Regions from separate parts of the Homo sapiens genome. Here region 2 is linked to region 1. Evidence: chromatin loops called from intact Hi-C (ENCODE). Cell type or tissue: GM12878. All regions are shown on one strand.

What was found. Hi-C counts contacts between places; a loop is a spot of excess contacts. Peaks named below come from ENCODE experiments on the same cell type or tissue, not always from the same donor. Only the 100,000 strongest peaks of a DNase experiment are listed, where the experiment ranks them.
Region 2: a loop joins it to region 1, with 11 times the contacts of the local background. A loop is called at or near these places in 21 of 110 quality-filtered maps.

What each region holds. Positions count from the first base shown.
Region 1 is chr3:187,738,577-187,741,076 of GRCh38, reverse strand. The region is part of intron 1 of BCL6 (BCL6 transcription repressor); the gene reads left to right. Among named protein-coding and RNA genes, the nearest start is that of BCL6-AS1, 3.8 kb to the left of the region's middle. RefSeq lists a silencer at 1,304-1,479 and an enhancer at 1,981-2,500. In GM12878, CTCF peaks have their summits at 40 (motif pointing left), 966 (motif pointing left) and 2,077; a DNase peak (open chromatin) is centred at 2,056; H3K4me3 peaks cover 1,817 bases; H3K27me3 peaks cover 298 bases.
Region 2 is chr3:188,748,155-188,750,654 of GRCh38, reverse strand. The region is part of intron 8 of LPP (LIM domain containing preferred translocation partner in lipoma); the gene reads right to left. Among named protein-coding and RNA genes, the nearest start is that of MIR28, 61 kb to the right of the region's middle. In GM12878, a CTCF peak has its summit at 1,451; a DNase peak (open chromatin) is centred at 1,492.

The sequences.
Region 1 (2,500 bases):
CGGCCGCGCGGCGATTCTCGGACGGGCTGGCCTGCCACCTAGCGGTGGGCTGAGATCGAGTTCGCGGCCATGGGCGGTGGGCTCGCCGTTCCACCTCCCGGGCGGCGGTACCCTGACCAGATGCTAGGACTGACAGAAGGAGGGCACCCTCCAATGGGGATGGCATACAACCTCCAAAGTTTTGGCAAGAGGGATGAAAATCAGAAAGGCCTCGCTGCTTGCCCATCACTCAGCGATGAGCATCTATTTGCACTAAGAAAAACCACAAATAACCCGCTTCGAACACACCATCTTCCTGTCCCTGTGGCCCCTCTTAGGGGAAGTCGGTAGTGGAAGGATGCCACCTAGGAGCTCAGGGGCTTTGGGACGTACAACTCTGTTTTGCAGTTGAGGAAACAGGCCCGACGAGGAGGCTTGTTAGTGGTGAGTTAGTGACTTAACCAGGACCAGATTTTAAGCTTCTGAATTTCATGTCAGTGACTGAAAGCCAAAGGCGGGTTTATCTCAGCTCCTTAGAAGTATTTATGAGAAAGGAGCGGCTGCCAGAACCATGAGTTTAACCTCTTAGGTCACCTTTGTTGCCAGTGTTCATTGGAAACCGCTCCCCAGCAGTCTTGGAGGATTTTTTTTAAAGAAAATATGGCCTAAGATTTTCGGTAATGACACGAAAAGCCCAGATGGTGCTGAAGGGTGTGGGTCTCGGAGCTCGGGGGTTTGCGTGTTAAGAGGGGGGTTAAGGCCTGGACCAAAGACTTGCAGGGCGAGCCTCGATTCTGAAATCGCTCTCTTCCCCTTCCTAACATCCTCTGCATAGTAGCCTGGCGAGAAACCGGGTGTGTGTGTGTGAGGGGGTGGGGGTCATGTGGATAGGCCAGAATTTGTGCCACAACAGTTCCTCCGTAAAGTTTTCTTTCTCCGAGCTCGTGACTTAAGATGGCAAACGCGCGTCCGCATGCTGGCGGCCCCTAGCGGCAGCAGGCGCGCTCTGCAGGGGGAGACAGCGCCGTCGCCCCCGCCCGGGTCGGCGGGGATCGAGTTCGGCCCCTCCCACTGCGGGAGCCGTCGGAGGCCGCGTCGGAGAAACGCGCCTCTGTTCGGACTGGAAACGAATCTGGGAACGAGTTTGAAGCGCGGTCAAGTTTGACTCATCGCTTTCCAAGGACAGTTAGTGCCTTCCATCTTCATTAACGTGAATAAGGACCTTGGCTGACTTCTTTCCAGATCGGATTTTTAAAGGCATTGTTTGCTTGAGGAGATCATGCTTCTCCCCTCCCCCGCCAGCCTTTTTGCAAAGGCTGAGCCCAGTCCAGCCAGGACGGCCGAGGGATCTCTGCTCCGGGACGCGATTTGCTGGCATTGTCTTCGGGCCCTTCTGGAAGGCTGTCTCGCGCTGAGCGTATGGGGAACGTCCCTTCTGCAACTCCTCTTCAGATCTTGATGATAAAACACATCCCTCTGTTTTATTGCATTTCCTAGAAGCTTGCAGGCTTGCAAGAGCACTGTTGGCAGGAAACGTGATAGAAATGAAAGTCAGGACACAATGTCCCCGAACACCTCGGTTATCCAAAGCGGCTGTCGAGGCCATCGCGTTATCAAATTCGCTTTTATTTACTGTCGTCTCCTGCACCCTCCCGTTCCCCAGCCAAGAGGGCGAAGAGTGTTTTCCCCCAAGAATAAAAACAGCTCCGCGATTTGACCTCACCCCCTGCCGCCGGACCACGGTGGTGTCTGCAGCCGTGCAGCTAGTTGGCTGAAACACTGCTGAGACCGGGAGCCCCACGGCAGGGCCCCTGATGCGGGGTTCACTACGGCAGTTGCAGCCTTATTAAAATTCCTTGTCCTTGTCCCTAAACAGTGCTTTACACTTTCAGATTTCCCTTTGGATTTTTCAGCGGGTTATTGGAGTTATTAGATTACCAATAATCCAACAGCCTCTGTAGCCTCTCTGGCTGGAGAGGAGGGGGGAAGGGCGGAAGGCATTCTCCAAATCGGGAGGCTCTGGCCAAACTAGGTCAATGGGAAGGAGGGGAGGGGCGAGAAAGGGGTTGACGGTTTCAAACCTTGATGGAGGGCTCTCTCTAGCGTTAGGCAGCGGTAAAAACACCATTCGGTTTGAGCTCCCGGAACCACGGGACTCCTAATTTCCAATAAATGCACTTACTTCATTTTAACTTCCCAGATTCTCATCCCTACCCCTTATTAAATCCCAACCGTCTCTTTCACCTTTATCCCACCGGGCGAAGGGGTGAGAAAGCCTCAATGTAGGATTTTGAGGCCAAAGGCTCGTTCTTTGCAGACCGACTCTGACCCTTCCGCTTGCCGCAGAAGGGATGAGCGGCGCAGTGTGACGCCACTGGCTAGTTTTAGGACCAGACTGCGGCCTTTGTGGCTGAGTCTTTCGCTGTCCCCTAGCCCCCGAAAGCGCACCCCGGAGCCTGCTACCGAGACCAATTAGGACATGGCACCCGGGGGTTATAATTCCCGGGAGGGCCACAGGAAG
Region 2 (2,500 bases), 1.0 Mb before region 1:
TAAACTTTTTTTTTTATTTTTTGAGATGGAGTCTCACTCGGTTGCCCAGGTTGGAGTGCAGTGGTGCGATCTTGGCTCACTGCAACCTCTGCCTCCCAGGTTCAAGCAATTCTCTGGCCCCAGCCTCCTGAGTAGCTGGGATTACAGGTGTGTGCCACCATGGCTGGCTAATTTTTTGATATTTGTAGTAGAGATGGGGTTTCACCATGTTGGCCAGGCTAGTCTCAAACTCCTGACATCAGGTGATCCACCCATCTCGGCCTCCCAAAGTGCTGGAATTACAAGTGTGAACCACCACACCTGGCTTGGATAGTAAACCAATATGCAAAGGAATGAGTATTTCTCCAATGATCATATTACCCTTTCCATTTTAGAAAAGATGTGTGCTATGATTTGAATTGGTTCCCTCCAAAATTCAGCAGTAGATATTGTGATTTTATTAAAAAGTGTTGATCAGGCCATACGGGCTTCTCTGTCATGAATGGGATAAAGCCCTTTGTGAAAGAGGCTTCATGCGGCATTCTGCTGGCTTGCTCTTCCACTGTCTGCCATGTGAGGAGGTAGCACAAAGCACCATCCTGGAAACAGAGAGTAGCCCTCACCAGAAAACCAAGCCTGCTGGTGCCTTGATCTTGGACTTACCAGCCTCTAGAACCGTGATAAAATAAATTTTCATTCTTTATAAATTACCCAGTCTCAGTTATTCTGCTATAGCAGCACAAAATGGATGAAAACAATATGTGACTAATAAAAGATTTTGTCCATACAGTACCTGCCTCCATGGGAGATACGAATTTAGAATATAGAACAAAAAGGGGAAAATAAAAATTATAATTAGCCTAAATTAAAATTGTGATATATAAAGACTGAAAATAAATTTGCAGATTCACATAAAACTTCATAATTTCTATATTCTCATATGAATCTTATAATAACTAAAAGCTAAATGAGACAATTATCATCTTCCCAACACATGAGTTAACATAGGAATGACCTTGTACATGACTTGAGAAGTAGGTAGCAGAGTTGCAACTCAGCCCAGTCCAGTGATCTTTGAGCTGGACCATACCATATTACCTGCATAAATGGAACTGGCCCCAAAGATGGTGCTATTCTCCCCTGACACTACTTCCTTAGGAAGCCAATTCATCTTACTCGGGATTCTGTTTTACCGTTTAGTAGCAAAGTATCCATAATACATTGTTAAGAGGATTTCAAGGGTCATAGGACGTGTAGAAAATTTAGAAAGTAGCCATTCCAAACTCTTCATTTACAGACTCTATAACAAAGGGTAAGAGAGAGGCAATTCATTGATTAAGATGTCATAGCAAGCTGTCAGGAGAGATGAGACCTGAGAGCCTTTGGGCTCTCAGTGTAGCACTCTCTCAAGATGCACAGAGCTATCTCCCAGGTGCCCTACCTCAAGTATCAGTTTCTTCCCACTAGTAGGCGCTGTTGCCTGATTGTGAGGAATTTCTCCTTCTACCTAACAGTAGATTTTCATTGTAATTAGGAGTATTGCGTGGGACACTAAGTCTACAACATGGCTTCTGTATGACTCCAGAACAAGGTGAACTCCATTACAATTGCAACCAGTAGAGTCATGCCATTTCTCTCTGAAACACTGTGGTGTTTTGGATTTGTACATCTCAATGTTCTGGAAACCAAAGGAATGGCAGTAGGACATGGGGTACTGAGTGGGTTCTGCAGAGCTGTGTTGAGGCAAAAAAAAGTCAAGGCTCTGGTCCCTGTTTGACCATAGCTGGTATAAAATGATTGCTTTATACGTTGGTATTATCTAGAACATTCATTTAACAGAAACTTTCCAGTTTGGCTTTGTTACTTCTTCGTCTTATTATTATTATTACTTTGAGACAGAGTTTTGCTCTTGTTGCCCAAGCTGGAGTGCAACGGCACAATCTTGGCTCACAGCAACCTCTGCCTCCCGGGTTCAAGTGATTCTCCTGCCTCAGCCTCCCGAGTAGCTGGGATTACAGGCGCACGTCACCATGCCCAGCTAATTTTTTGTATTTTTAGTAGAAACGGGGTTTCACTATGTTAGCCAGGCTGATCTCAAACTCCTGACCTTGTGATCCACCTGCCTCAGCCTCCCAAAGTGCTGGGATTACAGGTGTGAGCCGCTGTGCCCGGCCTGTTGTTTATTATTTTTTTTAAACACCACAGACTACTCAAGTAGTGGTAAATCTGTGGATAGAAGAATTGAGTTTTGATTCAAGCTGCACCACATGTATGAACTGTGACTTTGAGTAAGCTATTTTACCCATTTGAGCCATAGGTGGAAGAGAAATAGTAATCTCAGCCCTAGGTACCTCAAAGTATTACTGACAGGATACAAACATACATTCATATATATATGTATGTATGTGTATATATGTATGTGTGTGTGTGTATATACATGTGTGTGTATCCTGCCAGTAAAATAAGTATACACACATACAAATAAAATGCAAAGAATTCCTCTAAAATAAACTGCTGTAAA